3 separate regions of the Homo sapiens genome follow, and all the other regions are linked to region 3. A link is a loop called in an ENCODE intact Hi-C map of the cell type or tissue named here. Cell type or tissue: IMR-90. All regions are shown on one strand. Links, peaks and the distances in the headings refer to the core of each region. The heading gives the core; the rest is flanking DNA.

The links. A loop is a pair of places that touch in the nucleus more often than their neighbours do. Peaks named below come from ENCODE experiments on the same cell type or tissue, not always from the same donor. Only the 100,000 strongest peaks of a DNase experiment are listed, where the experiment ranks them.
Region 1: a loop joins it to region 3, with 6 times the contacts of the local background. A loop is called at or near these places in 73 of 110 quality-filtered maps.
Region 2: a loop joins it to region 3, with 6 times the contacts of the local background. A loop is called at or near these places in 13 of 110 quality-filtered maps.

What each region holds. Positions count from the first base shown.
Region 1 is chr7:106,004,598-106,015,223 of GRCh38, forward strand. CDHR3 (cadherin related family member 3) reads left to right here. Exons shown (of 19, transcript NM_152750.5): 8 at 1-90; 9 at 8,263-8,434; 10 at 10,514-10,616. Among named protein-coding and RNA genes, the nearest start is that of CDHR3, 47 kb to the left of the region's middle. RefSeq lists a silencer at 4,964-5,153. In IMR-90, for the core only: a CTCF peak has its summit at 5,070 (motif pointing left); a DNase peak (open chromatin) is centred at 5,224; H3K27ac peaks cover 1,401 bases.
Region 2 is chr7:105,826,257-105,836,882 of GRCh38, forward strand. The region is part of intron 2 of ATXN7L1 (ataxin 7 like 1); the gene reads right to left. Among named protein-coding and RNA genes, the nearest start is that of ATXN7L1, 45 kb to the right of the region's middle. RefSeq lists enhancers at 3,694-4,893, 4,167-4,461. In IMR-90, for the core only: no CTCF peak of the experiment used is centred there; DNase peaks (open chromatin) are centred at 3,555 and 4,315; H3K27ac peaks cover 1,533 bases.
Region 3 is chr7:105,771,105-105,781,730 of GRCh38, forward strand. The region is part of intron 3 of ATXN7L1 (ataxin 7 like 1); the gene reads right to left. Among named protein-coding and RNA genes, the nearest start is that of ATXN7L1, 100 kb to the right of the region's middle. RefSeq lists enhancers at 1,199-1,698, 4,551-5,134, 4,724-5,923, 5,135-5,718, 5,719-6,302. In IMR-90, for the core only: no CTCF peak of the experiment used is centred there; a DNase peak (open chromatin) is centred at 5,167; H3K27ac peaks cover 1,730 bases.

The DNA of each region.
Region 1 (10,626 bases), core at 3,889-6,388, 230 kb after region 3:
ATATGGGGGTCAGGAGAATCGCATCCAGATAACCTTCATTGTGGAAGACGTCAACGACAATCCTGCCACATGCCAAAAGTTCACCTTCAGGTATGCACACTTTGAAAGTTGGGCTGGACATTCTATCTCTTTGGTGGCCCTCTGCCCTTCTGCTTCTCTGGTATATTCTCAGGAGAATTATAAGCATTTGGAGAAACAGCTCAGTAGAATAAATCGATGTGAACTGTTCACTGTTGTCCACAGGTTTCCTTGTTATCGTCCTTTTTTCTTCCCTCTCTTTCATTTTCCTTCTTCATTATCTCCCTTGTTCACTTTCTTACTCTTAAGAATTATTTTTTATTTTGCTCCCTTCTATATCTGGCTCATCTCTGTTGGTGAAAAGGACCACAGGGACTTGTTAGGCCCTCCCTGGACTGTGCCTGTTCTTTGTTTATTGCCACGGGTGGCAAGATGGGGCTGTTAGTTAGCAGTTATAATAGACGTTTGAGACTTAGGATCAGTGAATAGGAACTCCCAGGAAAACATACCACCAGCCAGATGAATAAATCAAACCAAGTACTTAGGTAAAACCAAACAAAGCATCGAATTCACCTTACACAACTTAATTGAATATAAACAAAAGACATCCGAAAGGGAAAAAATGCAGATACAAGTGGGATACAAGTGATCTTGTATATTTTGACTCATTCTTTGTCCTACAATCTATTTGCTATTATTTTACAATAAAGTCCCTTGTGATTCTGGGTTAATAAGCTTTTTGAAAACAATATTGTCTTTCTACTATTTTGTCAAAAAGCCACATGATTAGTACTTGCCCATATTAGCCTCGTCTCTGAGGTTTTGTTCCAGCCAGTCTCTGGTCTCCTGAGAGGCTGAAGAGGGCTCTTTGGGAGGAATTGGGGTTGTGGGGAGCAACTCCACAGCAGCCCTTGCTAAGAGACAGCCCTGTATCTGGAGCAAGGCTGAAGATCAGGGTGAGTCTCAGCTCCAGATGTCCCCATGGGGAGAGTCTCCTGAGTTTATCTTTGAGTGGTTTTGTAAGTTTTCTCCAGGCGACTCTGGACATAGACCCAATACATGCAGAGGACAAAGGACCCTAGACCAGGATTGCCTAGGAGAAGCAGGAGAAATAGAAATTCCTTTATTATACTCATGAATGTCTCCCTGTTGTCCCAAATGGCATGCCCAGTATAATGTTAAAGGATCCATGTGACCTCGAGTCTGATATCAAAACGGTTAAACTCTGTTCTGGATGCACCCCTGACTTATCCCTTTAGATCCAGTCTCCACCCTGCTCTGTGCTCCAAGACGCTGACCTGGATGGATACCGTATTAGACTGTTTTCATGCTGCTGATAAAGATATACCTGTGACTGGGCGATTTACAAAAGAAAGAGGTTTAATTGGACTTACAGTTCCACATGGCTGGGGAAGCCTCACAATCATGGCAGAAGGCAAGGAGGAGCAAGTCACATCTTACATGGATGGCAGCAGGCAAAGAGATAGAGCTTGTGTAGGGAAACTCCTCCTTATAAAGCCATCAGATCTCATGAGACTTAGTCACTATCACGAGAACAACTCAGGAAAGACTTGCCCCCATGATTCCATTTCCTCCTACCAGGTCCCTCCCACAACATGTAGGAATTCAAGGTGAGACTTTGGTGGAGACACAGCCAAACCATATCATCCTGCCCCAGCCCTTCCCAAATCTCACGTTCTCACATTTCAAAACCAATCATGCCTTCCCAACAGTCATCCAAAGTCTTTACTCATTTCAGCATTAACTCAAAAGTCCACAGTCCAAAGTCTCATCCGAGACAAGGCAAATCCCTTCTGCCTATGAGCCTGTAAAATCAAAAGCAAGTTAGTTACTTCCTAGATACAATGGGGGTATAGGCATTGGGTAAATACAGCTGTTCCAATGGGATAAATTGGCCAAAATGCAGGTGCTACAGGCCCCATGCAAGTCTGAAATCCAGCAGGGTAGTCAAATCTTAAAACTCCAAAATGATCTCCTTTGACTCCATGTCTCACATCCAGGTCACGCTCATGCAAGAGGTGGGTTCCCATGATCTTGGGCAGCTCCATTCCTGTGGCTTTGCAGGGTACAGCTTCCATCCTGGATGCTTTCATGGGCTGGCATTGAGTGCCTGTGGCTTTTCCAGGTGCATGGTGCTAGCTGTCAGTGGATTTACCATTCTGGGGTCTGGAGGACAGTGGCCCTCTTCTCACAGCTCCACTAGGCAGTGCCCTACTAGGGACTTCGTGTGGGGACTCCAATCTCACATTTCCCTTCTGCACTGCCCTAGCAGAGGTTCTCCATGAGGGGCCACCCCTGCAACAAACTTCTGCCTGGGCATCCAGGCATTTCCATACATCCTCTCAAATCTAAGCGGAGGTTCTCAAACCTCAATTCTTGACTTCTGTGCAGCCGCAGGCTCAACACCACATGAAAGCTGGCAAGGCTTGGGGCTTCCACTCTCTGAAGCAATAGCCCGAGCTGTACCTTGGCCCCTTTTAATCAAAGCTAGAGCGGCTGGGATGCAGGGCACCAAGTCCCTAGGCTGCACACAAGAGAGGGACCCAGGGCCTGGCCCATGAAGCCGTTTCTTCCTCCTAAACCTCTGGGCCTGTGATGGGAGTGGCTTCCACAGAGGTCTCTGACATGCCCTGGTGACATTTACCCCATTGTCTTGGTGATTAACATTCAGCTCCTTGTTACTTATGTAAATTTCTGCAGCTGTCTTGAATTTCTCCTCAGAAAATGGGATTTTCCTTTCTATCGCATTGTCAGGCTGCAAAATTTCCAAACTTTTAAGCTCTGCTTCCCTCATAAAACTGAATGCCTTTAACAGCACCCAAGTCACATCTTGAATGCTTTGCTGCTTAAAAATTTCTTCTACCAGATACTCTAAATCATCTCTCTCAAGTTCAAAGTTCTACAAGTCTCTAGGGCAGGGGCAAAATGCCACCAGTCTCTTTGCTAAAACATAACAAGAGTCACCTTTGCTCCAGTTCCCAACAAGTTCCTCATCTCCATCTGAGACCACCTCAGCCTGGATTTAATTGTCCATATCATGAACAGCATTTTGGTCAAAGCCATTCAACAAGTCTCTAGGGAGTTCCAAACTTTCCCACATTTTCCTGTCTTCTTTTAAGCCCACCAAACTGTTCCAACCCCTGCCTGTTACCCAGTTCCAAAGTTGCTTCCACATTTTCAGGTATCTACAGCAGAGCCCCACTCTATTGGTACCAATTTACTGGATTAGTCCATTTTCATACTGCTAATAAAGACATACCCGAGACTGGGCAATTTACAACAGAAAGAGGTTTAATGGGCTTACAGTTCCACGTGGCTGGGGAAGCCTCACAATCATGGCAGAAGGCAAGGAGGAGCAAGTCATGTCTTACGTGGATGGCAGCAGGCAAAGAGAGAGCTTGTGCAGGGAAACTCCCCCTTATAAAGCCATCAGATCTCATGGGACTTAGTCACTATCACAAGAACAGCACAGGAAAGACTTGCCACCATGATTCAATTTCCTCCTACTGGGTCCCTCTCACAACATGTGGGAGTTCAAGATGAGATTTGGGTGGGGACACAGCCAAACCATATCAGATACCAACCAACTCCCTTGCCTTCCAGCTTCTAGTTGGCCAATGGGGAGTCCTGGAAAGAGAAGGAGAGGAGGGTCAGGCTCTCTCTTTGTGAGCTGGGTGCATCCCTTCCCTGCCTGAAGATCTCCATTCCCAAAAGCAGCTCTCTGTCGCAGGACCTGCTTCCTCCACTGGCTTCCCTGGGCCTAGTGGTGGTAAGGGTGCTTCACTCTCACGAGCCCTGAGATATTGCACCATCTGATGAGATTTCCATATACTCTGTGAGCACCTTCTTCATAGTCCCTTTACTGACCCCTCCTAGAATGATCCTAATTCACCAGCTGCTTCCTGCTGACACCCCAATAACGTCAGTCACAATCTTAAGCATGTAGTAGGTTCCTATCCCAACCTAAGCCCTACAAGTCCATTAGATGGGTGGGGACAGCTGCATGGGTAGTTAGGATTGTGACTTCCACACCTTTACGTGCATAAATTGAGAGATGTCTGGGCCCAGGGGATGGAGTGGAGACAATTTGCAGCATCACACTTACACTTTCTTTGACATTTTAAATCTGTGCTAGAACTCTTGGGTGGTTCCAGTACATCCTGGGAAGCTCCTGCCCTCTTCTGCCCTCCTGCTCTTCCTTGTTCCTCTGCCCTAAGAGGTAGGGGGTGAAGGTTAAGAAGTGAGAATGCCTGGAGAGGGCTGTGCTGTCTCAAATCTTCCTTGTCCATTTTCTCTCTTCAGTGCATATCTGTTAATTGTATATTTGGCTTCCTGCAGTCCAGAGTCCCCTGGAGTATGGGAGGACAGTTTGCAGACTGTGTTCCATATTAGCTGGTGAAACTGCAATTCGAATATCCTAGACTGTCCAGGCAAGACCAAACAGAGTCCTGCACTTGATAATCTTCCCTCCAGATTAGCCCTGAAGGCCAATGTGAAATCCGTAGCTGGACTAACTGCATTTATTACTGAAGATAATCTAACCAAGGCTCAAGTTCCCTCTTTGGGCTCTTCTAGCGGGAGGAACTCTCAGCCACCCTATGAACGCCAAGATGTGAGGAAGGGCAACGAAAGGGACCCCTCCTCTGCAGTTCCAGGGGCGGAGGTCTTCAGCCTAAAGCCCAGCCTCGCGTCCCAAGGCTGCATAAGGGCGGGTGCGGAGAGGGCTGAGAAGCCCTGACCTGCAGCACCCGCCATCCTCCCAGCCTTATACCTTCTCCAGTCCAACTATGTCAAAGCCAAGCACGCAAGCAGGTCAAAACAGAACAAAGTGACAATGGCATGGTTCTGCCACAGTCTCTGACACTTGCTCTTGAATGTTTGTTCCTTCCTTGGAGGCTGTGGGCGCGGTCTCTGCTGTGGAGTTCTTGAGAGCAGGTGGCAGAGCGGGTGAGGTCAGCGCGGCTGCTGGAGGCGGTGTGCTGTGCTCCCGCAGGGAGGAGGGCGGCGTGGAGGAGGCGGGCGCCCCCTGCTGCCCGCGCGGGCTCCTGCAGGCTCCCAGCCTTTCGTACCGTGGCCCCTGAGGCTTTCCCAGGCTGATGATGAATGAGCCCAGGGCCCGACGGAGGCATCCGAGGCACGTGACAACCCCCGCTCTGGTTGTAAATTGTCAGGCGATTCAGTGAAAGCGCTTTGCAAGCTGTTTGTGAGCAAGAGGCGGAGCAGTTTGGCTGATTCAGAATGGGCTGGACACAGTCAACTTTGCATGGGGAGAGAAACATGGTCTGATGGCTGGGAGCGAGGGCAGCTCGCTTTTGAGGCAGGGATTGCTGAATGAGGGGAGTGGCTTTCCAAGTTAGGCGTTTAGGGGAAGAATACCAACTGTCAGGGACGAATGAGAGAACAGGCCAAGCAGCCCTGGAGGGCCAAGTGAGGAGGCCTCTGTTGGAGTGCCTGAAATGTCTGGCTTCGGGACCTTGGATTCTTTAAATGATGCAATCTCCTGGCTTCTGCAGAGTTGAAATCAAGGCTTAGATCCCCAAACCATCTGTGAGCCTGGATACTTATGCATGGAAGTTAAAGTTTACAGTGACTCTAACACTGCAGAGGATCAAGTCTGGATACATCCACTTTCCTGGACAGGCCTTGAAAATGCTCGGAACCACTCTTTCTTCCCCTGTGCAGTGGGGACAAGAATACAAACCTCTCTGAGATGAGGAAATTAGAGATAGTGTTTTTAAAGTGCTTGGTATGATACAGCATGCAGTTGGTGTTTAATAAGTGGTGTCTCTTCTAAGTCCCTATGAATGAAACCATGACATTGTGCAATCAAGGCAGGAATGTTCAGACTCCAATCCTGCTGAAATACAGAGGTGATCTTTGCCAATGAGGCATCGTGGAGACTCCATTACACGCTCCAGCAAGCAAACCTGTTATCCTCAGTGGCCCATGACCATTCTTGCTGTCAGACTTTGCTCCGTATGCACTGAGCCCAGAGCTGATTTTATCTGCCATGAAAAGAGGATGTGGAACAAAGAAGGGAACAGAGTTTGGTTGCAGAGAGAAGTGTATGCTCCAAGAACCAGATGCTAAGATGGGATTAAATGTGCAAGGCTATTATTAGGGGAGATGCCTGTGGCAGAAAATGGGGAGAGAGATGGACAAGGCTGGGCAAGTCATCAGATCATGATGCAAGGCTGATCTGAGTGAAGGAAAGAGGGAGAAAAGGTAGTTGGACATATTCTAGGCTGCCATGCAGTTAAGGAGTGTTCAGCTAGGGCATTGGGGGTCCTGGAGCCAGTGTCAACTGACATAGGACAGGAATGAGCCTTAGTATCTTTGCCATGACCAGTTGTTGGTACGTGGCCTCACCACAAACACAGTGATGGATTTCAGAGCCCAGCAGCTGAGGCCGATGGTCAGTTATGCTCTCATGGTTAAAGGTCTTCCAGGCACATTCTCATGACAGCCACGATATATTTTTGTAAGAAATTCTACCAAGGCAAAATATGATTAAGATAGGTAGCCAAAACAAACAAAAAAGAAAGAAAAGCCGCAAATTCCTCCCTGCTTGCTCTTTATGCATGCTCCTTTGCAATGTGATTTTGCTATTAGCTCCATCAAGAGATGGGTCTCCTTGAATCTGAGCTTGACCACGTGAATTGCTTTGACCACTGGAGCATTCACAAACATGGCACAACGGAGGCTTGAAAAATGCATGTGCCTTGGGACTTGCCCTCTCTTGTTACTTTTGGAACCAGAGACCTCCATGCAATGAGCCTAGACTAGCCTCCTAGAAGATGAGGACAAGAAGAAGCAGAAATCAAGCACCTTCCCACCACCAGGCATGTGAGTGAGGCCATCCTAGACTGTCCAGCCCCAGCCAAGCTGTCAGTGACCACAGAGACCAGCTAAGCCAAACTAAAACCGAAAGGACTGTGGGAAAACCTATAGTACTGTGAGAAACCATAAATGCTTGTTGTTTTAATTCACTCAGTTTTGGGACAGTGTGTTATGTAGTAAAAACTAATTGATATCATTTATGTCCATTTTATAGATGGAGGAACTGAAACCTGGAGACATGAGAAAGCCCCTCAATGAATGGAAGTCTCAAGGTGTTCATTGGTCTTCCTCAGAGCCTCCTACAGCAAGCTGGGCTTGATCGGAAGGCTCTGAGTTTGGGGGTAGCTTTACTCATTTGTGTTATTTGCCTAAACCCTGGAGTCTACTGAGATCAAGACCCCCGAATTTGATCATTAATAAATCTCTTTTGGATGAATAATATAAAGGTGTTAGGAGGCCCTTCTAGGCCATTGAAGCCACTAGAACAGAAGTCAAGGAATTCTCAATCTTCAAAGCATGGGAAATGAGGGGTACAGGGATTCTCCCTAGCCCAGTTAGAAACTCCTTCAGGCAGGACGTAAAATTTATATTTCTCTTCTATTCTTCTTCACTACTGTGCTAGTCTTATAAGTCTATTGTTCATTCATTCAACAAATACTTATTGAGTGTGCCAAGAAAAAAGCAAAGATCTTTGCCCTCATAGAGTTTACTTTCTAGGAGGGAAATAGAAAATAAGCAGAATAAATAAGAGAAATATATGGTGTACCAGATAATGATGTGTGCTAGGAATTAAAAATAAAGAGGGGAATAGGAGAGGAAGTACCGGGCAGGGAACATTGCCATTCTAGATAGGGTAGCCTCACTGATAAGGTGACATTTGATTAGATAGATGAAAGAAAGTGAAAGTGGGAGTCACGTGAGTATTTGTGGGGAGAGGATTCCACAGCTAGTGCAGGGAAGCTGAGGCCAGAGCCTCATGAAGAGCTCAGGGAGCACCAGAAGGCCAGAGTGGCAGGAGGAGAGTGAACAAGGAGAAGAGCTAGTGGGAGACGAGTTCAGAGAGGAAAAGGAGGGCACGTCATGAAGCGTCCTGCAGATCAAAGGTGGGACTTTGAGTGAAATGAGGAGCCATTTGGGACTTAGGAGCAGAGGAGTGACGTGATCTGACAACATGTTAGCAGGATCCCTCTGGCCGCTGTGTTTAAAATAGCCCAAAAGGTAGCAAGGGCAGAATCAGGGAGACCAGTTAGGAGGTGACTGCAATGACCATGGACTTACTTTGAATTGCAGTTAAAGTAGAGGTGTCTAGCCCAGGGCCCATGTGAGAAGGAACAGTCGATTACCATTTATTGGGGGAAATACTGGATTGTGTCTTTTCACCAGCATTATGGTGCCGGAAAGAACAGCCAAGGGGACGTTGCTTCTTGACCTAAACAAGTTCTGCTTTGATGATGACAGTGAGGCACCAAACAACAGATTCAACTTCACCATGCCATCTGGAGTGGGGAGCGGCAGCAGATTTTTACAGGATCCAGCTGGCTCTGGGAAGATTGTGGTCAGTTAATGGTCATTGCATCATTAAAAGGGCATCGGGAATTGGTCCAACATGCATCATGCTTTTGCTGCCCCATAGAGAGAAATTTCCAAGGTAACCCCCTCTCAGAGCGACTGTAACTGACAGGCTTAATAGTGAGTCTGTGTTCCCCATTCGCTCTTTATTTTACCCTGGTTCCAGGAATCATTTGTTACACATAGTTGTGCCTGGGCTGCTGAGGACTGGATTCTTCCTTGCATAGCATGCAGTTTGTGTGCCTGCTTAGCGTGCCTTCACAGACACGTCAGTGCCCTCTGTGCTCAGGCACTTTTGTTTATTTGAATGCTCATTCCCGGCCCATAGAGCTGTGAGGTGAGAGAAAGCAGGGCCAGGACCTTGAGTATGTCTGGGTAAATTCCACACCGTAGAACCACTGGAGACCAGAGGAGAGTGAGACAGTGAGGATGTGTAGGAAGCCCCCTCCCTGGCAACTTCAAGGGACAAAAGCTGCATTGGAAGAAGGATGGGCATGAAAAGTGGGTCCCAATGATTTGAGTTAGACCTTTCCTTACAGAGCTACTGCTGGAAGGTGGTGGGGAAGGAGAAGAGAAAAATGAAAGGGCTGGGAAAGCAGCAGCCTCAGGGAGGGAAGCCAGCAACCCGCTACCCTTCCCCTCACCCAGCTTTCTTCTCCACCTCCCATCCCAAGCCCTTCTTCAATCCCCAAGAACATCTCACCCAGTTTATTCATAGTACCATCTTAAAAATAATTTCTATTTTTTTCTGTTTAGGAAATTAATACATGTTCTCTGTAGAAAATATAGAAAGCACAGAAAAGCATCACCATTCACTGATAACCAGTGTTAGTAGTTTGGTACATGTCCTTCTTTTCTTTTTTCTATAGATATATTTTATGTGTATTTTATACATATATGCATAGGTATTTTTTATTTTTATTATTTTTTTAAGAGACCATGTCTCGCTCTGTCACCCAGGCTGGAGTGCAGTGGTTCAATCATAGCTCACCACAGCCTTGAACTCCTAGGCCCAAGTGATCCTCACATTTCAGCCTCCCTAGCAGCTGGGACTACAGGAGTGCGCCACTGTGCCTGGCTTATTTTTTAGCTTTTTCTAGAGCTTTTCTCAAGCTCCTGGTCTCAGGCAATCCTCCCACCTCCACCTCCCCAAGTGCTGGGATTATAGGCATGAGCTACTGTGCCTAGCCTGCATATGAATTTTAGATACAGTAGTGCTCCCTTATCCACCGGGGATATGTTCCAAGACCCCTAGTGAATGCTCGAAACCACAGATAGTACCAGACCCTACATATGTTATGTTTTTTCCTTCTATACATAGATACCTATGGTAAGTTTAATTTATAAATTAGGTACGGTAAGTATTGACAATAATAGTGAATAATAAAATAGAAAAAGTATAACAAAATACTATAACAAAAGTTATGTGACACTGGGCATGGTGGTGCACACCCATAGTCCCAACTACTTGAGGCTGAGATGGGAGGATCATTTGAGGCCACGAGTTTGAGGCTGCAGTGAGCTATGATTACACCTGTGAATAGCCACTGCACACCAGCCTGGGCAACAAAGGGGACCCCTATCTCTAAAAAACAATAAAGAAAACCAGTTATGTGAATATGGCTTCTCTCTCTCAAAATATATTATAGTACTGTACTCACTATTTTCAGACTGTGGTTGACTCCAAGTAACTGAAACTGTCAAAAGCAAAACCACAGATAATAAGGGGGGACTACTATAATGAAACAGCCCTGCATATAAGATTCAATTTTGTGCTTTTCTTCAACGAATCTGAAGTTGTGATCCTGTGCTGTTGAGCAATAGTGCTTAATGAACATCTTTGTACATAGATTCTGTCTCCTGGTAAATTATTTCCATAAGTTCACTAGCAGTGAGCAAAGGTATGGTCATAACTTTTTAAAGCTCCTAATTTTTATGGGCAAAGTGTTTGCCAAAAGCGTTTTGCCAATTTATATATCCACTAGCAGTATATGAAAATGTCTCTCGCAGCCCAATAAATAGGATTGTTTAATCTGTATAATCTACTATCTCTGTTTTAATCTAGCTGATTGGTGATCTAGACTACGAAAATCCAAGTAACCTAGCAGCCGGCAATAAATATACGGTGATAATCCAGGTGCAGGATGTGGCCCCCCCTTACTATAAAAGCAAGTATCA
Region 2 (10,626 bases), core at 3,271-5,770, 54 kb after region 3:
TAGCCTGGAGAACTGGGTTCTGGCTCAATGTCTGTCACCAGCCAACTGTGTTTGGTTGAGCAAGACACTTTGATCTCAGGTCTCAGTTGCTTCATCTATAAAACAAGGAGTTGGAGTCCTTCCCAACTGTCCAATTCTATGACTGCATGGTTCTAATGTGCAAATTTGGGTTCTCTGCCAATGTTGGTGGTATCATCCAAACTTGAATTACTGGACTGTAATATTATTTAGCACTGTGCTAAGAAAATAGCATTTTATTACATAGACATATACCTAAAAAATGGAGACATTTGGAAAAATGTGCAATAAGGGAGTCTTGTGATTTGCCAGACACAGAGGAATGTAAATTGTGACTATTTTGCAGAAGAATGCAATATGGAAGAAAACACAGGATCGTCAAAGAAGATAAAACAACATGGCCACCAAGAAAAAAACAAAGCAATAATAATCAAATAGACAAGGAGGGTTAGACCCAGACCAGGTCTAAATGAGAAGGAGGCTGGACAGTGGAGAAATAGGACCTTCCCATGGTTTTTATACAGGTGAACAGAGAAGTCTGAATGGTAGATGATTTTGGCAAAAGCTTGAGACTGGGGATGAAAAATGATGAGAAAGATAGTAGCTGTAATATTTTACAAGAGACTTACAAATATTTTACCTTTGGGATATAGAAGGAAGAGCTGATACGGTTTGCCATCGAGGACAAAGGTATGAAAAAGACACAAGACAGCAGGGACCACCTGAACTACAGGTGTCCAGGAAGCACAACATCTCAGAGTAAGGCCACCTTGGATTCCACTCCAACCTGTGTTTAATGTATGCAGAACGGAAGGCGAGGTTGAAAAGGAAAGGATGGGGACTCTGTCTTTGCTGGCATAAGCAAGCTCTGGGTCAAGAATACAGAAGAAAATCTGACAGTCAAAGTGGCATCCATATTTGCTGAAACTGACTTCTCTTGTTGGATTTGGAGCCTCTTTCCAAAACAAACAGCAAACTTCCTTTAGATCCAGGCAGTAAAATTCATTTTTATATCATTCATTAAACATTTAAACCATTCACTTAAAAAGAGAACAAACATTTTTACTGTGGTAAAATAAACCACTCATTCTCATGGACACAGTACTCTTTTATGTCTTTAGGAGAATAATAGCAAATGTTTATTGAGTATTCACAGTTCAGAGACCATTCTAAGAGCTTTATGCAAAATATAGTTGACCCTTGAACACCATGGGTTTGAATTGCGTGGGTTCACTTATATACCAAAGTTTTTCAACCAAATGAGGTTGAAAATACAGTATTTGTGAGACATGAAACTCGCCTGCACAGAAGGCTGACTTTTCATATATTCGGGTTCCGCAAGGCCGACTGAGGGATGTGAGTAAGCATGGATTTGGTATACCCAGGGGTCCTGGAAGCAATTCTCCGTGTACACTAAGGATGACTGTATCTTGTTTAATTTTTTCAACAACCCTATGAAGTAGCTACTATAGATCCACAATCCCTTATCCAAAGCTCTTGGGCTTAGTGGTTTTCCCAAATTGAATTTATCAGGTTTTAGTAAGGTCATATGGTGTACATTATATAACACCCCAGCAGTCGGGCTGCATCCTATAATCAGAAACACTAATATTTCTGCAGTGAAACATAGGAATAATCACACTAATTTGGATAAAGTGCATAATAAATAGTCATATGTCAGTTCAGGGCAGACTTTGATGCCAAATGAGTGTGCCTCAAATTTAGGGGAAAAAAAACAACTTTGTTTTCAGAGTGCTTGAAATGCACTCTTCAGAAATACAGATCAGAATTTTTATCCCTATTTGATAGATGAGAAAACCAAGGCACAAAAAAAAATTACATAACTTGCCCCAAGGGTCAGGGATTGACCCAGGCAGTGTGGCCCCAAACCTAGGTTCTTAACTGCCCTTGCCATATTGCTTCCTTGTATGTGGCTCACAGTTTAGGATTGGGGTTTAGAGGGCATAAATTACATTTTTACCGCACAAGTAGTTAAGGAACATGGTATTCAGAACCAAGCAGAGTCCTGCTGATATGGAAGACAGCCAGGTGACATCAATGCTTCCCATCCCTGAAGGACAGGGAGAATGACCTGGAGGAAGCCCAAGGCGTGGAGTTGTCCATAGAAGATCTTGAACCAGAAAGGCTCCAGGCACACACAGCATCTTGGAAAGGGGCTGTGCTTGCTTTTAATCCCATGGGATGAGGAAAATACAACAAAGTCCCAGATAAACCAGGTAAATATGGTCAGGGAGACAGGTGAATATGAATGTAAGAACTGAGGAGGCAACAAAGAGAAATAATGACTACTCTTTATCAAACACATACTCTATGCCAACTACTGTACTAAGCACTTTGTAAGCAATATCATGTTTTTTCCATGCAAAAAGTTTCTGAGGGAGAAACCATTATTATTCTCATTTTATAGAAGAAGAGGCTGAAGCTAAATGCACACAGTCCACAGTTTGTTGGAGGCAGAGCTTAAGGGGAAGAAAGAACTGGTGGGAGAAAAAGTACAGGGTTTGGAAGCTAGAAAATTCACTGAGGGAGATGAGAGCTGTGAGCACTGACAATTTCTAAAGAAGCAATACATGGACTCCACCGGCAAGGGTATTCATGGCTTATGCAATGAGAGCTATTTTCTATGAAGATACTTCTCAAATTATGTCTTCATGGGATAATGCCTTTGACAGGGTAAATGAAAAGCAAGTTTAAATACTAGATAAGCAGTCTTATTTGCTTTTTCACTAGGGAAGATAAGCAAATATGTAGCTCCCAATCTCCAACTTGGAGAAGGCAATCAATACATTTGACAGGCTGCCTGCTCAGTCCTCAAATAGTGAAGTGAAAAAACAGCCATTTCTGGGCCAGGCGCTGTGGCTCACGCCTGTAATCCCAGCACTTTGGGAGGCTGAGGCGGGTGGATCACTTGAGGTCAGGAGTTCGAGACCAGCCTGGCCAATATGGTGAAACGCCATCTCTACTAAAAATACAAACAAAACAAAACAAAACAAAAAAATTAGCTGGGCGTGGCGGCGTACACCTGTAGTCCCAGCTACGCGGGAGGCTGAGGCAGGAGAATCACTTGAACCTGGGAAGTGGAGGTTGCAATGAGCCGAGATCAGGCCATTGCACTCATTGCACTCCAGCCTGGGTAACAGAGTGAGACTTTGTCTTAAAAAACAAACAAACAACAACAACAACAAAAAACCAGCCATTTCCCACTCAGAGAGAAAGCTCCTATGGGCCAGCATGGAGGAAGGAGGGGAAATACTGGGGCAATTTTATGGTGATTTACTTAACGTAATTAACAGCTACAAAACACCCACAAATATACACTCATTGAGAAGATCCACACTACTGCCAGGGTCCCCATCTTCAACGTAACCAAAATCATAGATTTCAGCATGCATTATCAAAATGCATTTACTAAAGTAAGGCTACTTCCAAAGACAGAGGAGAAAATATAAAACTTCCTTTTCAAACTGGCCAAAGACAGAGTATTGTTTACATTCCAAGCAAAATCACAAGCACTTAACAACTGGATGTTACTACGACCTTACAGGGACCTTCTCTGGAAAGAAGAGGTTGAAAAGAAAACAGTAGTTGTTGCAAACTGTGCAAATCAGGTTTTCTAAAACATTCCCTGCAGGAAAGCTGTTGTGGGGCTCAAAGCTTACCCTTTGGGGGCAAGCCTTCTAAGTAGGCAGTAATAAGAAGCCTCCTTGTCACTGGGGACACACGAAGTGGCTCACTCAAAGCTAATAGTGGTAGATGTTACCCCATCCCCCGACAGCCCCATTTTAAAGATGAGGACAAGAAGGCCCTGGGAGGCTCAGTTATTTATCCTACTAGGTCACGACAAGTATAGGAGGTAGATCCAGAAATGACCTGGGGGTCTGTCCCTATAACTGGAGCCTCTATGGCAGAGCTGGAAGAGGGGCTGGAGTCTTTATTTCACTTCATCCCACTCTTCAACTTGAGCAGGGGTTCCATGTTTATCTGTTTTACTGACTCGGCTTTGCCTTAAGATTTTCTTTGGAAAATGATTCTATCCTTCAAACAACAACATCAACAACAAAGACAACGGTTTTGAAAACCACTGCCCCATACCTGTGACTAGAAGAGTTGTTTAATTCCCCCTCCCACCCAGCCCTGCCCCATGGCGGGTGTGGGGTATGGCCATTGATGACTGTGGAAGAGGATAAGATGTCACTGTGTAGGAAATGTTATACATACCTAACGTGTGATTTGGCAGTGGAAGATAACATCTGAGTCATCAAGCAGCCCCACATCAAAACAGTAAATCAAAAGCAAATGATGTGGGAAAACAAATTCCTGTATTCTTACAGAGCCTGTGTTGGGAGGATTCCCATCCCAGGGCTCTTAACCCATAAATCAACAAATCTCTCTCTTCTCTAAGAGGCAGCTAGAACCAACATTCCTGCTTCCACTTCTGTGCCAGGAAAGGGAGATTAGGACAGTGCCTGCTATGCCATGTCAGGTCCAGTGGCCTTCCATGGGACCTGCACTTCCTGGGACTGCACTTCCTGGGACCCCAGCTGCAAAGAGTGTTTCACTTCTGCAGAGCAGTAAGCATTTGAAAAGGCAGGGTTCACAGAGCTGTCCTATTGAGACTTTAGAGACATCTTCAAGTCCAGTGCTTCTCAATCTACGTCCACAGGAGCCTGGGATACCTTGGAAGTATCTCAGTTCATTCTGGGGGCATCTGCCCCTTCTTCAACCACAACAGTTCCTCTTTTTGCGTTTTATACAGAGGGCTCTGTGTAAAGTTTGGATAAAGAATGAGGTGCTCCAGTCCACCTTTACCGTAGATGGGGTGACTGGGGCCTAGAGAGCAAAAGTAAGTTGTGCAGTGTACACACTTGTTGGTGACCAAGCTCCACCCTGCCTGACCAATGCATGCCCTTTATGCTACCCTGGTTACATGAAGAATTCTACTTCAAAATAGCTGTATAAATGCAAATGCCATGTAGTCTCTTCACTGTAGCGAGAAAGGCTGAAAGCACATTAGGCTCATTCAGGAGGTCTCCTAAATTGCTCTGGGAAAACCCTGGGAGATTTAAAATGCCTAGAAAGCAATTTGTTGTAACAGCGCTTCCAAATTTCCAATTTCCAACTCTGTGGGCTGAGCTGGGCAACAGGTGGACAAAATCATTACATAAGGAACATCTGCTGACACCCACTATAAAAAGGTCGTGGCCGAGGAACTATGAAAAGTGCTCTGGGATGCTTTTTGTTAAATATGGCAGGTTGATAAACTATGTCTATCTCTACTCTCTCCTGAAGCCCCACAAAAAATGACAGTAAATTTAATTTTAAAAAGCGTAAACTACCAGAACAATGTGATAGTCCTACAATATAGGAGATGAGAGTAGACCCAAGATGCCAGTAAAATTCTGGATGCTGCTGCAGAGCAGTTGGATAAATGGTAAATGACTTAGCTGAACACAGTTAGTGGGTGGGGTGAAGTGGGGGGCATTGACATGGGCTGATTTTAGCCCCCAAAGCCCAGAAAGGCTACCCTTGAGAACAGGGATGTGGGGTGGGCTAGGCATGGGAAGCTTGGTGGGAACTCTGTATAACCTTCTACCCTGGTATCCTTTGCTTCTTCTCTGCAAAAGACTGAAGAAATCAGAGTTGTTTAAGAAAGGACATGTAATAATAGTATGGCAGGTCATTCAGCTGTGAGTAATACTCACATGATCATAATAATATAAGCCCCTAATGCTGATTTAGTGAGAAATGGCCATGTGACTATATTGGAAGGCTGCATGGAAAAGGGGTGTGCAGTGGGGAGGGCCTATTGAAGAAATAAGCCCTCACTTTTCATGGTGGCAAGTTAGTAGATAATATAAAGCTTTTAAGAATCTTGAGATGGCAGGAAAACCCAGTTACTTGACATTATAGAAGTAAACAGAAAAGAACAGTGAAAAATTTTTTCAAAGTATTTGCATTTGGGGAGTAGAAATTGAGAATAGGGAGGGGATTGCTAATTTTCTGCAATTCGGAAACTCAAGAGCTCTGAAACCAAGTTTTACCTAATTTGGTGACTAAACTGCCTTCATAACAACACCTGACCTGAACTAATGTGAGGCTATTTCTAGTCTTTATTAATCTGTTTAAGTGTGAAGATTACGATTTGCTACAGAAATACCTTATGTGTTTGATGACAGGTGACGCCCCAGACCTCAGTGAGTGTAAATCGATTACTTTTCCAAAGTCTGAATAATTCTGAATTCGAAAACACACCTGCCCCCAAGGGCATTGCAGATGCCCCTGCACCTTCTGTGCACCAACAACTTGGAGTAGTTCTGGCCTCTTCCCTTCCTCCAGTGCTCACCCAGCCACTGCCTGCCTGACTTCTCCACGGAAAGCTTTGAAAGGTGAAGTTTCCACTTTGCATTCAACATGTCCAGAACGGAACTACTGATTTCTCTCCTCCCCAGAGCCTGCTTCTTACACAAGTCTGCCCATCGTAGTTATACCACCATCATTCACCCAGTTGCTTAGACAAAGAATCTAAGAATCTTCCTTGACGCCTCTCTTGCCCACATCCCACCTTTAATCCTTCAGGAAGTAGAGCCAGCTCTACCTTCACAGCTGCTAACCACATCCATTACTATCCCAGCACAAGCCTCCCTTTCTGACTTCCGTGCTTCTACCTTTACCCCAGAAGAGCAGATTCTCCACAGAGCAGAGCTTTTAAAAACAGAAATCAGACCATGTCTCTCCTGATTAAAACCCTCTAATGGCTTCTCACCACACCAGGATAAAGTCCTTACTCCTCACATCACCTGCAAAGCCCTGTATGGCTTGGCTTCTGCCTCCCCCTCTGACCTCCCACCCTATCATGTTCCCCTTCCTGCCTCAGGGTCCTTGGATCTGCTGGTCCCCAGGTCCCCTAGACTCTCCTGACCCTCACTGGCTGTTTCCTCAGATCATTCAGTCTCCCTTGACCACCCACAGCCCCTCACTCACTATCTCCCTGCTGCATTATCTTTTGTTCACTCATCTTGCCCCTACTAGATCGTAGGTGCCGTAAAGGCAGGGAATTCTGCAGTCCTGTTAACCCCTGGAGCCCCTGTATTTAGGGCAGAGCCTGGCACACGCTACATGATAAATGAATACCCATTAAATAAAAGAGCAAATAGATGTACTCACACCATTTAGAACGTAAAGAATACAGCGAAGAAAATAAAATCAGCCTTGGAATCCATTGCACAGATATAGACATATACAAATAAATATGTGTGCTTAGTAGTAAAAATAATTGGTAATGTTCTATATCTTAATAGGGATTTTGGTTTCATGAGAGTATCCATTTGTCAAAACTCAGAGAAAGTATAGTTAACATTTGTACATTTCACTGTATGTAGTTTTTTCCTCAAAACAAAAAACCAAATAGTTAACACTAGTTAATGATATGCATGCTGGAGTATCAAGGGGAAAGCATGCTGATGCCTGAAATTTACTTTAAAATGCATTTAAAAATCAGATGCATTATTGGATGAAGAAGAGGGGGTATAGATGATAAAACAAATATAATAAAATGGTAATGATACAGCCAGTGGTAGTTATAAGGAAGATTTCACTGCAAAATTCTTTCAACTATGCTATGTGTTGAATATTTTTATAATAAAATGTTGGGAAAAATTAATTCGGATATTGATTACAGTCAGTATTCAACATGGTTTACTGAATATTTTATGGTATTTTCCCATGTCATCATTGTCTTTGTTTTGTTTATTATTTATTTATTTTTGAGACAAAGTCTCACTCTATTGCCCAGGCTGGAGTGCAGTGGTATGATCTCAGCTCACCGCAAACTCTGCCTCCTAGGTTCAAGCAATTCTCCTGCCTCAGCCTCCCAAGTAGCTGGGATCACAGGCATGTGCCACCACGCCTGGCTAATTTTGTATTTTTAGTAGAGACAGAGTTTCACCATGTTGCCCAGGCTGGTCTTGAACTCCTGACCTCAGGTGATCCACCTGCCTTGGCCTCCCAAAGTGCTGGGATTACATACGTGAGCCACCACGCCTGGCCTCATCATTGACTTTGAAAGCTTGGCTTCACCCAGCTGTATAGTATGCCACTGAATGGATATATCACAAATTACTTAACCAGTCTCCTATCTTTGGAACTATGGGCCACCTTCAATTTTACACTTTTATCAACAACAGAGTAATGAAAATCCTTGTATATAAATCTGTGTGCCTAATGTTTGCCTACTCAGTTTATGTGCCCAGAAATGCAATACTAAGGTCAAACGTCATAACATTTTAGGATCCTGATACGCACACCTACCTTGCTGAAGGGTGCTATTCTGATGGGTATATTCTTATTTTCTGATGAGTCTGTAAGTTTCTTGAGAGAGAGCAACTGCTTTGCTCTGCCTCCCTCACTGGGCTGAGCGTACTGCCACACACACTGTAGGCTTGCAGAAAAACAACTTCAATAACGTTCAGAGAACATGACTAGAACGAATCCTGCCACACTGCTGAGAACGGGGAGAGGTACTCTTCTTTACAGGAAATTTGAGGCTGCCTTTTTGTGATGGAGTGGAGGGGAGAGGGCTGCAGACGAAACGCAATCTAGCAGCCAAAACCAGGGTCTTTCAGATGCCTACTGGGAATCCAGGGCCAGTTTTTCCCAGGGCTAAAAGTGGTCTCTGGGACTCACTGAATGGGTTTTGGTTGAACCAAAACAATGGAATCCTCTTGACCCTTAAACAGAATGAGGTCAAGCTGCATGAATGCTGGGGGAGAGGCAGGGTGCAGGAGGGGCTTCACTTTCTGTGCTCCATGCCCCTGTGGAAGCTGTTTTTTTTTTTTAATAATTTATAAGTGTGTGGTTTTTTTTTTTTTTTTTTTTTTTGAGAAAGGGTCTCACTCTGTCACCTGGGCTAAAGTGCAGTGGTGCAATCATGGCTCACTGTAACCTCTGCATCCCGGGCTCAGGTGATCCTCCCACCTCAGCCTCCTGAGAAGCTGGGACTACAGGCGCATGCCACCATGATAGGCTCATTTTTGTATTTTTTGTAGAGATGGATTCTAGCCATGTTGCCCAGGCTGGTCTTGAACTCCTGGGCTCAAGGGACCTGCCCACCTCAGCCTCCCAAAGTGTTGGGATTACAGGCGTGAGCCAGTGTCCAGCCTTAATTGTATAATTAAAAAAAAAAAAAGTTTCCGGAGGTAAGGGGCCCAAGTTGGTGGGTTGACTCTTTCAGACCACGCACTTGAAATCAGCATGTGAGTCTTTCAGCCTGAACTCCAGTAGACCAGCATTTCCATTTCAGAGCTCAGCGGAGACGGACTCCTCACTTCACACACTGGTCTTAGTCCAAAAGTTCATTTGTAAGTTGTGGTTTGGAGCTTGGAACATATTTCCCTATACAATGGAGACAGTTTCTCTTCTGGCCAACAAGAGCTTTTCTGACCCTTCATAAAACCAAAATAAATCCCATTTTCTTAAAGGATAGAAAAACCCTATTAACAGAAATACTGAAGGGACTTTCACAACACTGGTGACAGAGGCAGAAATTTTTCTAAAAAAGAAACTTTCTTGGGAAGTTTGGCTAGTGGCACCCTTCTCTCTCTCTCTCTTTTTTTCAAGAGGAAGAATACCAAGGGAAAAAAACCCTCAGAACTTTCTGAGGAAACCAGCTAAGGGATAAAATGTGAGAGGGTAAAGAAGTCTTCAGAAACTGTGAGAACAAGCTTGCTCTGAGGTGAAATGTCCAATTTATCCAGGGAAGAAGCAGCTGGCACGCGCTGCATCCCCAGAGTAAATTAAAAGTAGAACGGTGACAGCCAAGAGAGGCAGTGCCCCAAACCAGGAGGGCTGGGGGAGAAGGGGCATGGGATGGCACTGGGCTATGGGGGACCAGAGATGAAACCCACAGGAACCCCAAACTCTTGCAGTGAAGGGAATATGCCTACTGCACAGAACATGGAGGTTTCTATCATGTTCAAGAGAAAATATTTAGCCGAAAGTACTCTTATACCTGGACCCTTGAGAATTTAAGCCTCTGAATCACACAAGAGCTTCAGGGTCACCCAAACAACCAAAATGACCCAAAGATCAGAAAAACAACCGAACAAATGAGACGAATGTGTTAAAAAGCCCAGGAGAGAGTGATTAGGGAGAAAATGGGATGCCAGCATTTAAATGGTAGGGCAACAAACTCCCAGCTGAGGGTGATGTTTCCAGAGAAGCGGGGAAGGAAAAGTAAATTATCAGGGACAGATGGCAAACAATATCAGGTGGCATAAGCATCCCCAGAAGAAAGTGTTAGAACTGGGAGACATCAGGGCAGGTGGTTCCCTCCACACATCTGCCTACTCCATAGCACCTGGCCCTGAACAGAGTCTCAAAGGACATCTCAGGATTTGAAATCATCTTGAAAGCAGTCTGTTAGGCTGTTCTTGCACTGCTATAAAGAAATACCCGAGGCTGGGTAATTTATAAGAAAATAGGTTTAGGCTGGGTGTGGTGGTTCACGCTTGTAATCCCAGCACTTTTGGGAGGCTGAGACAGATCACCTGAGGTCAGGAGTTTGAGACCAGCCTGGCCAAAATGGCAAAA
Region 3 (10,626 bases), core at 3,929-6,428:
CAGGAGAATTGCTTGAAGCCAGGAGGCAGAGGTTGCAGTGAGCCGAGATCGCGCCACTGCACTCCAGCCTGGGCGACAGAGCAAGACTCCGTCTCTGATAATAATAATAATAATAATAATAATAATAATAATAATACAGACCTACTGAATTGAATCAGAATCTGCATTTTTACAAGATTTTTTGGACGATGTATATGCACAGTAAAGTTTTGAGAATCAAAGGACAGGGAAGCAGGTGTCAAGCAGGGAGGAGGAGCCCCCTGATGTTCTCACTGAAAATTATGACAAATGACAAATCTGATTTATGAAAATAGGTCCTAGTAGTGGATCATAGGATTCTGAGTTCCCCTTTGTCCAATCCTACTTCAGAACACTTTCGGGAACTTGAGAGAGAGATTATGAGCTGTGAATGAAGTATCACTTGAACTTGAGATGTGCCCCAAAGCATCTCAGGGTGTAAAACAGTGAATCAGCCAAAAGTTCATGCTTCACAAATTAATCAGGGTGCCTCTAATCCCCTATGAATTAGTAGGCTGAGAAGCATTGCCAGTGTTTTGGGCCATGATTTCAATTCTTTATTGTAATTACCAGTTGACTGTAAGTGGGTAAAGTATGCAAAGATTTTTGTGTTATCTGAGAAGACAGAGATTGTGGATAACTTTAGTCTTTAAAAACTAAAGTTCTGTATGCATGTTAAAAACGTAATGGCAATCATTAAACATATAGATTTTAGAAATAAAATCTATTGTGACCAAGATACCAGGGGGAAAAATGGGGACAGGTTAAGGAAAATTGTACTAATCTAATGGAAGGCAGAAAAGGAGAACAAAGAAGCAAACAAAAAGCAATGTAAACGGAAATATAAATTAGAAGTTAGAAATAAGTCCAAATATATAAAGTAGTTACAATAATTGTAAATGGATAAAACTCACCTATTAAAAGACAATATCAGATTGGAATTTTTTTTTTTTTTTTTTTTTTTTTTTTGAGACAGAGTCTCGCTCTGTCGCCCAGGCTGAAGTGCAGTGGCACGATCTCGGCTTACTGCAACCTCTGCCTCCAGGGTTCAAGCGATTCTCCTGCCTCAGCCTCCTGAGTAGCTGGGATTACAGGCACATGCCACCACACCTGGCTTATTTTTGTATTTTTAGTGGAGATGGGGTTTCACCATGTTGGCCAGGCTGGTCTTGAACTCCTGACGTCAGGTGATCCGCCTGCCTAGGCCTCCCAAAGTGCTGGGATTATAGGCATCAGCCACTGTGCCTGGCCAGATTGGACTTTTTAAAAAGCCAGCGATATACTGCTTTACAAGAGAGACACCTAAAACAAAATGACACAGAAAAGTTGAAAATAAAAGATTGGAAAGAAATAAATGAGGCAAATACATATTGACCCAAAGAAAATTGAATAGCAATCTTAATCAGATAAAATAGAACCTAAGGCAAAAGCATTAATAGGCACAAAGACACCACTACTAAAAAGACCTCACAATTAAGCTTACATATACCCAACAGGACAGCCTCAAAATTGTAAAGCAAAAGGTGTCAGAGTTACAGGAGAGACTGACACACTTAGAATTATCACAGGAGACTTAAAACTCTCTTCCCAGAAATTACAGAGCAAGCAAACAAAAAATGGCAAGAATGAATAAGATTTAAACAAAATAAACAATATATGGAATACTGTACACAAGAGAGACATTAAATAAATTTTCTAATAATACATGATCTAAATTACAAAATATACAATAAATATATGGAACTCTGCCCACAACAGAGAGATTATATACATTTTTCAATCACGTGAGACATTTACAAAAGTGGTTCACATGCTAGCTAGTCACAAAGGAAGTTATCATGAATTATAAAATGGATAACCTATAACTAATGTTCTCTGACCACCATCAATTAAACAAGAAATCAAAAATAAAACAATAGTAAGGCCACTCCCTCACCATCCTTTACATCTGAAAACTAAAATCACATTCCTAAATTACCATCTGGCAGTGGTGTGGTTTTTTTCCTATGTGTGGCCTAGTTGCTATGGGACTAGTTAATTTACATGACAATTATCAGGGGTATCACAAGAAGCAGGAAACTCCCAGACCATTGTAGCTTCATTATTTTCTATTTTGAACTAAACTCTAAGCCAAAGGGAAAGTGAAGCACCTGATTCCCACAAGACAAGAAGGGCATGTGTGAATTAATTATGACCTAGTCATACGGCACTAGAAGCTGCTCTTGGTACATTCCCAGGCCCATGCCCTGCACTGCCACACTATACCCATCTCTTTCTGCTCGCCAGTGCTGGGTGGATGACGAGACTGTCCTTGAATTGCCCCTGGGACCTGGGAAAAGGTGCTATTTAATGGCTGTGGCACCTTACAATTAATGTCATCCTGGAATCGAGAAAATACCGTAGTTAACTGTTTGTAGGGGACCTTCTGTCTGCTCTTTCACTTCTGAAAAAGGAGTGGGAAAGGCTAAACAGGAGACACAGGGGGAAGATATAGGCCCAGGTATCTCAGGAAAAATGAGCACTTCCCCCTAAAAATCCCCCCAATCAAAACCAAAACCAGATGGATAGTTCCTCCCCAGGATGTGCTACCAGTCCAATGCAACTCCAGTGCCGGCTGAATAATGAAACAAATACAAAAAAGAAACCCCCTAACAACTTAAAAAGGATGGAACGCAGGATCGTGGTAACATTGATCAAATCACATTGATGGCAGGCCTACAAGTTGTGTAGACAAGTGAGGGTCGGGGAGAAGTGGTTAAAAAAAATAAATGATAGGACCGTAGTTCTTCAGCCTGCATGTGGGGCACCGGGGAGGGCAAAAAGTCCAGTGGTTTCTTGGCTCACAAACATTACAAGCCACAGAGGAGGGCAGCTCTGGGGTACACCCTCTTCCTCTGGCCACCCCACTTGTCTCCCAGGCTGGCTCTGCACTGCCACCATCACCAGTACCCACCTCAAAGAGCAGCTAAGGCAAAGGTTGGCCATAAGGGCTAGAAGTTCCTCACCACCAAACCCTAGGGACCCATGGGTTTGTTGTAAGAATATGACAAAGGCAGCTCAGCCAAGAAAGTGGGAGGAAAATTTTCAAAGGGCCACCATCTAGCCCCTGCCTTCTTAAACGCACCGGGAAACTTGATTCATGTTTTTGGAGCTAGTGTCACTATCAGGATGATGCCCAGAGCTGACAAATGCAGGTCACAGGATTAGGGTGTCAGTCAGAGCCAGCAACCCTTTTTTTTTTTTTTTTGAGACAGAGTCTCCCTCTGTCACTCAGGCTGGAGTGCAGTGGCACGATCTTGGCTCACTGAAACCTCCACCTCCCAGGTTCAAGCGATTCTACTGCCTCAGCCTCCCTAGTAGCTGAGATAACAGATGTGTGCTACCACACCTGGCTAATTTTTTGTATTTTTAGTAGAGACGGGGTTTTGCCATGTTGGCCAGGCTGGTCTCCAACTCCTGACCTCAAGTAATCCACCTGCCTCAGCCTCCCAAAATGCTAAGATTACAGTGTGAACCACCGCGCCCGGCCCCGCAGCCTTCTCATTAATAAGAAGAGCACTACCATATACTCATTAATAATGAGTATTATTAATGCGCTTTGGTTAAGAGGGTTGCCTCATTTAAGAAGGTGCTTGTTTAAGAAGATTACATATGGGGTGGAGGCAGCCACTTATAAAGATGAGCAGAAAACCACAGCCACAATGTAAACTAAGCCATTGTTATCTTAGGAAAATGCACCCCTAGAGAAGGCTTCGGAATTTGAGAAAATAATTCAGGGGGAGAAAAGCAAAGTATCTATGACGCTAATAAACAAACAAATAACAGAAACCAAATCTTAAGACATCTGTAGTTCCAGCATGGTAAAACAAAGACAATGGTTGCTTTCTCTGGAAAAAAAAAAGATTATTTTTTCCAGGTAAAGTGGGATTCATCATAGTGAAATGGTTTACTGACTCTTTCATCCTTTATGCCCCCCAATTTATGTTTTGCCCTAGACCTATCTATTTCCTATGAGTCTCCTATGCAGCATTCCCAAATTTGCACCCAGTTTTCAGAAGCGCCTGGCCCTGCAAAGGAGCAAGGGAAAGGTCCTACCCAAACAATCAACGGTATTCCCCGATTCTAGGATGCCATTAATTGTGAGATGTAACATTAGTTTAACAGCACCTTTTTCTGGGGAGGGGGGAACCCAGAAAGAAAGCCTGGCAAAGTAGCTCTACACATCATGGGAAGAAGCACTGCGGGTTTAGAAAAGATATAGCTTGGAAGTATCTTTAGAGATTTGTAGCATCTGGGGGCAAGCCTGCACACAGGTTTCTAGCATGTGACACTCCAGGAAGGAGTCAGTAACTCTCCGTGATCCCAGATGAAGACATAAGAATCGGCTCCTTGAGAATACTCCGAGGGCCTCCCTAAAGAAAATTGATGCAGAATGCTGCAGCTTACATGGGATTGGGTTCTAGTGTCAGGGTGGGAGGCGAAAATCCTGTAGGACAAAAACTCCTCTTGAAAGAGTACAGTACACGTAGTATGTGGGACAGTGGGCCCTTCCCATGGCCAGTTTCTCCTCCAGAGTTGGGAAACATCTTTGTTTCTTTGCTCAGACACCAGACGAAAGGGTGAGCTAGTGTCTAGGCCCACGTTCTTAGGAAAAACATGCAGTTTTGTTGTTCTTGTTGCCCACTGCATGTGGCTGAATTTGGATGAGGGCGATGTGACTCCAATGTGAAATAGATGCATTTTTGTTTTTGACTCCAAGACCTCTTGGCGCTTTAATGTGCTAATAGCTGCTATGAGGCTCTGGGAGGGGGAGTCTGGCACAGTTTCCCAAGGGTATGCATCTACCCAAACCCTTGTTCTTCGTATGGGCTCACTGTTCCAGAGAAAGCACTGTTTGGGAGATGCTTCTCTGCTTATGGCTCAGGATAGGGAGAATTCCGAGATGACCTTTTGAATCAGCGCTGCTAACATTCTTTACTCAGATTTAAATACAGGAATGTTTGTTACCCGAATTCTCCTCGGTGGATACAGCTCTGAGGAATGGAATGGAGCAGCCTGTATGGCAAGGACACACCAGTGATGAGTCAGAAGCCAGGGGTCACGTTACAGCGAGAGCCCTCCAGCAATCAGCTGTGGTCAGGGATCAAAGCCATGGCCTCCCCACTGCTCACAGAGGGATGCCTTTCCAACTGCGTCTCAACAGAGTTGGTCATTCTCTTTCAAGCAGCCATGTCTTCCAAATGATTGTACTTGCTTACATGTGGAATTTGGCTTATTCATAATTGGTGAGCCAATTTCCCTTCCTTGCTGGCTTCCTTCCTTCTTTCTTCCAAGATTCTTTTTTTTTTAAGAAAAACAAACAAACAAACAACCCCCCCCCCAAAACAAACAAACAAACAAAAAACAGTATATTGGGCATCAACTTTTGAGATCCAGCACTCCTTGTGTGGACTCAGGGAATTGAATGGTGAGCCTGACAGGGGTCCTTGTTCCTTGAGAGTGTGAGAGGGGGGAGGGGTGGATAAGTACATAAGAATTTGCACCAGCCACCATATATGCTAATATTGGTGAAGCAGAAGGTGCCAACAGCACTTGAATTTGGGATTGGAGGAGTGCTTCCTTCTGCCTGTTTATCCACCTGTTTATCCCAGACACTTTTTTTTTTGAGACATAATCCTGCTCTGTCACCTAGGCTGGAATGCAGTGGCACAATCTTGGCTCACTGTAATCTCTGCCTGCCAGGTTCAAGCGATTCTCGTGCCTCAGCCTCCTGAGTAGCTGGGATTATAGGCACGTGCCACCATGCCTGGATAACTTTTGTATTTTTAGTAGAGCTGGGGTTTTACCATGTTGGCCAGGCTGGTCTGGAACTCTTGACCTCAGGTGATCTACCCACCTTGGCCTATCCCAGACACTTCTGAGTGTCTACTAGAAGCCAGGAAAAGTGCTCCCTGGTGGGACTCAGCGATGCCCAAGGAACAGTCCTAGCCTTCAGGAACTCACTGTCTAGTGTTCACAGTGACTCTTCTGCACAGTAATCAGTGCTATAGGTCACAGAGATGCAGAGGGCAAAGGAGCCAGCTGACGATTGAGTTGGGTGGCAGCTAAGCCCAGCATACATGCCAATAAAACACTGAGGGTACTGCCAGCCTAAAAATGGTGCCTGTTGGTGAAGCAAAAATGAAGTCATCTGTCCTTGGAAAAAAATCTCAAGACACAAATAAAATCACCTATTGTCAATTGGCTATTGTCAAGGCCAACAACCCTCAGGTTGCTAACTTAGCGACCTCTTCTCTTTAGTGTCTTACTCAACCTCTTGGCATTTGACATGATCTATGAAACGCTTTCTTCTCTTGGCTTCCGTGTAGTCATTCTCTGCTGCTTTTTCTGCCAAGTCACTGGCCATTCTCCTTCAACCTAACTCTAAATAAATGTTGACTCTTCCCTTTCCAATCTAATCCAATCCATTCTGTCAGCAAATTCTGTCAGCTACATTTCCAAAATAGATCTCGAGTTTATCCTTTTCTCTCCATCTCCACGGCTACCACGATGATCTGTTACCGCTAGCTATGCATTAGCTCCTTCCGGGTCTCCTGGGCTCCACTGCAGCCAGAGTGAGCTTCAGAAAACAGAAACCAGATTATGCCTTTCCCTCACTCAATACCCCCCAGTGTCTTAGCACCACACGTAGAGTAAAACCCAACCTTCAGACTCTGTTCTACATGACTCTGACATTCTGGTCCTTGTCTACTACTCTGAAGCCCTCAAATGTGCCTTGTTTGTTTTTACTCTTCTGTGTTCTCTGCTGGGACACTCTTGTGACAGCTTTTCACATGGCTTGATCATGTATTTGTTTATGTTATTTAACCTACCAGAACATAAGCCTCAAGAAGCCAGGCCCTTATTTGTCTTGTTCACTAATGCATCTGCAGCATTAGAACAGTGCCTGGCATATAGCAGGTGCTCAATAAATATTTTTCAAATAAACAAATGAATTGAAACCATGTGACTCTGGAGAATGTAATCCAAGACATTCAGCCTTCAAGAAATAGGCTTTGATGAGATAATAAGTAGAAGATTGTTTCAATTAAAAATGAATTCTGGCTGAATGTGGTGGCTCATACCTGTAGTCCCAGAACTTTGGGAGGCTGAGGCAGGAGGATCGCTTGAGCCCAGGAGTTTGAGACCAGCCTGGGCAACATGGCGAAACCCGCATCTCTACAAAAAAAAAAAAAAAAATTAGCCAGACATGGTGGCTTATGCCTGTGGTCCCAGCTACTCGGGAGGCTAAGGTGGGAGGATCACCTGAGCCTGGGAAGTTGAGGTTGCAGTGGGCAGTGATCATGCCACTGCACTCCAGCTTGGGCAACAGAGGAAGACCCTATCTCAAAAAAAAAAAAAAAAAAAAAAAAACAAAGACTAAATAATCCTAAAGTTATGAAGATCCTATTAATTTATTTCTAAATTTGAACTGAACCATTATATCTGCTGTGTGCTTATTTGCAACATTTCTACTCGATTCACAGAAACATGAAAAAAGAGAATTTCACTGAATGGAGGAAATTTATCTACTCTTTGTGAGTCTCATGGATCTGCTCATTTGTTGGGGATAAACAAGAAACTACAGGTAGAATTTTTAGGAGAACATATGTGGTACCCACTCCATCTCTTCTACAAGCTTCCTTCTTTTTGCTTTCATGTATTTAAAGGTCTATTTCAAATGCTGTGGTTAAGGCTCTAAACACATTCCCTATTACCAATTTATTTCTCCTTCTCCCTTACCTCAAAATTGTGTTCAAGTTCTCTGCCTATGCCAATAAGCAGAGAAGATCAGTGGTGTGGATTAAAATGAGAAAGAGCAATGAAGCTCACCTGCCCCAAGCACCTGTTATTTACTTTTCAGCATCCTACAGGGGATGGAAATGACTTTTCTGCATCAAAGTTTAGTTATGGTATTGCAGCGAGTTTGAGACACAAAACATATAACTGATGTAGTAGTTAAGGCACTCTGGAGTCAGACATTGGAATTCTGGTTCTGCCAGTTACATCAGCCTGATCTTGAACAAATTTCTTAAGTCCTCCGGGTCTCCCTTTCCTTGAGTGTGAGATAAAGATAACACGACCAGATATCACCTTAGGGTGATGGCATGATTAAATAACACATTAAAATGTTTAGCACATAGTAAGTGCTCAGTAAGTGTTTTAGCTTTATTGCTGTTATTTTTATCCTGCATTAGGGGAGTGAAAAGTGGGACCAGGTCAACCTGCTATGTTCTGGACCCAGCATTAACTTTAATTTGAGCAGTAGCAAGTCCAAAATATAAAAACTTGAAGTGAAGCAAAACATGGTCCTACTTAGTCGTAGATTCTCTCGGTTGTAATGCTTGATTTATGGGATAATCCTTCGTTAATCAGTCATTCTGTCATTTCTTTCCTTTGAGATTTTCCTAGGGTCCATCATAAGGATTTCCTTAGCATCTATAGTGTAACTGCACTTTACTAGGGATGGTGGAAAAATGAAATAAGCAAAAACAATAGCAGACATTGTTTCTGATCATAAGGAACTCAAAAGATGATATCAATACCAGGAGTTAATTCTGGATTTGGGAAAGACTGATCAAATTCAAGTTAAAAAAATTCTACTGGTGAAATAAAGTTTGCACAGATTCCTGTGCTCTTGCCAAGTCTTATTAATTAATGTTATCAAACGACAAAGAATATGTTCAATGAGAATAATTTCCTTTATTTTATACTTCTGATGTTAAAAAAATCTAGTCATATAAAAGACAACTAACAATAACAGTAACAACAATTTAATGTCAGCAAACAAATCTAACTTAATTGACAAAAAAACCCAAGCCCCACGCAATGGCAATCAACACCTTCAGAAAGGAAGTCTTGGCGGGATAATTAGCAGGTGATAATGCCCCTGACACTCTGAGAAGCCCAGGGGGCACTGACATCAGGAGGGACTAACTCTCTCTAGGGCTCAGAGGCACACATGGTTTGTCTCTTCCTCAACCAGAGGTCACCTGGAGATAGACAAAATAAAAAGAACAATTGCAGGGAACCTTGGATCCTCATGATTTAGGCTCCCATGTGTAGCACTGCTGAGACATGCTGTTCTCAGTATCCAACCAGCATCAGCATCTGGATGTACACAGAAGGATGGGGTGCCAGCCAGGACATGCCATGCCTCACTCCAGGGGTGAGTTTCTGCCACTTATTTATTTTTCTGCTCAGCCTCTCTGCTTTAGCTCACAGTTCATTAAATTCTACTGCATCACCATCAACATGAAAAACAGCTACTTGAAGGGCATTCAAAAATATAATCAGAAAAGGGAATAAAAAGCCCTCTCTGAGAAGGAGGAAAAAAAATCTAATCCTCTCTTGTCTATTGAATGACATCCAGGTTCTCTGGTTCTAAACCATTTTTTTTTTTTTAAGTAGCAGTGACATCCAAGGATTATCTCTGTCTGATGGGCGGGGTGTGCAGCCGTATGGCCTTCTGCTGAGAGGACTAGTGCCAAGTGTGGCAGACAAATTCTGTGGGATCTGTGTACATGAAGGTGTTATTTCTTTTGCCTTTAAAAAAAAATTATTTTGAAGTGGAAAGGACTGCAATTTTATGGACTGCTGTAAGATAACTTGTTTTACACTTTGCATGTATGTGTGATGGGGAAATAATTCCAATGGCTAGCTCTGTGCAAGCTGAAGGAGTCAACTTTCTACATGCGGCTGTGATTCCACAGAAGTCATTTCTGGGCATAAACACATATTTTACTTTGATAAAAAATTTAAATACAGAAAAGCATGAAATACAGTATAATAAACAGGGGCATGTTATATTTTACGGCAGTAGTTCCCAACTGGGGGCGATTTTGCACCCTAGGGGCTATTGGCAATGTCCCGAGATGGTTTTGGTTGTCAAGATTAGGAGTGGGGTAGAGACTGCTATTGCTATCCAGTAGGTAGAGGTCAGAGAAGCCACTCAACATCTTATAGTAAGACACAGAATGAGCCCCACAGCAAAGAATTATTCAGCCCAAAATGTCCACAGTGCCCATGCTGAGAAACCCTGCTTTACTGTAGGTAGTTATGTAACTATATTAGAAGATAAGGACCCCCCAAAAAATCCTACTTCTTTCATTTAGGCAAATCAGACAACTCACCATAAACGTTCACCCCAATTACAAAACTACAACCTGGATCTACCTATTATTTTTTTCTTTAATTACAATAGTCCAAATTGACTGAAAATACACAATTACTAAAAAGTAATAAAAAATTTTTTTCCAGTATAGGCACCTTGCACCTCCTTGTTTTTGTCTTACATACATGCCTGTGCACACACACAGAGCATCATCCTCTGCCCTGTCCCTGGATTCTCTCTGGGCTGAGGTAAGGACCCACCACAGCTCTGACAAGACGAAGAGTCACAAACATCTCCTTTTCCACAGTAATCACAAGTGAAAACTCTGGACAAGATTTCATTATAAATCTCTGTAGCTTATCCCTCAGTTAATAATTGTGAAACTTTTTTTTTAAAGCAAACTTTGTTGTACCACTGTGCTTTCCACATGCAAGTTCCTTTAATCAACATGAAAC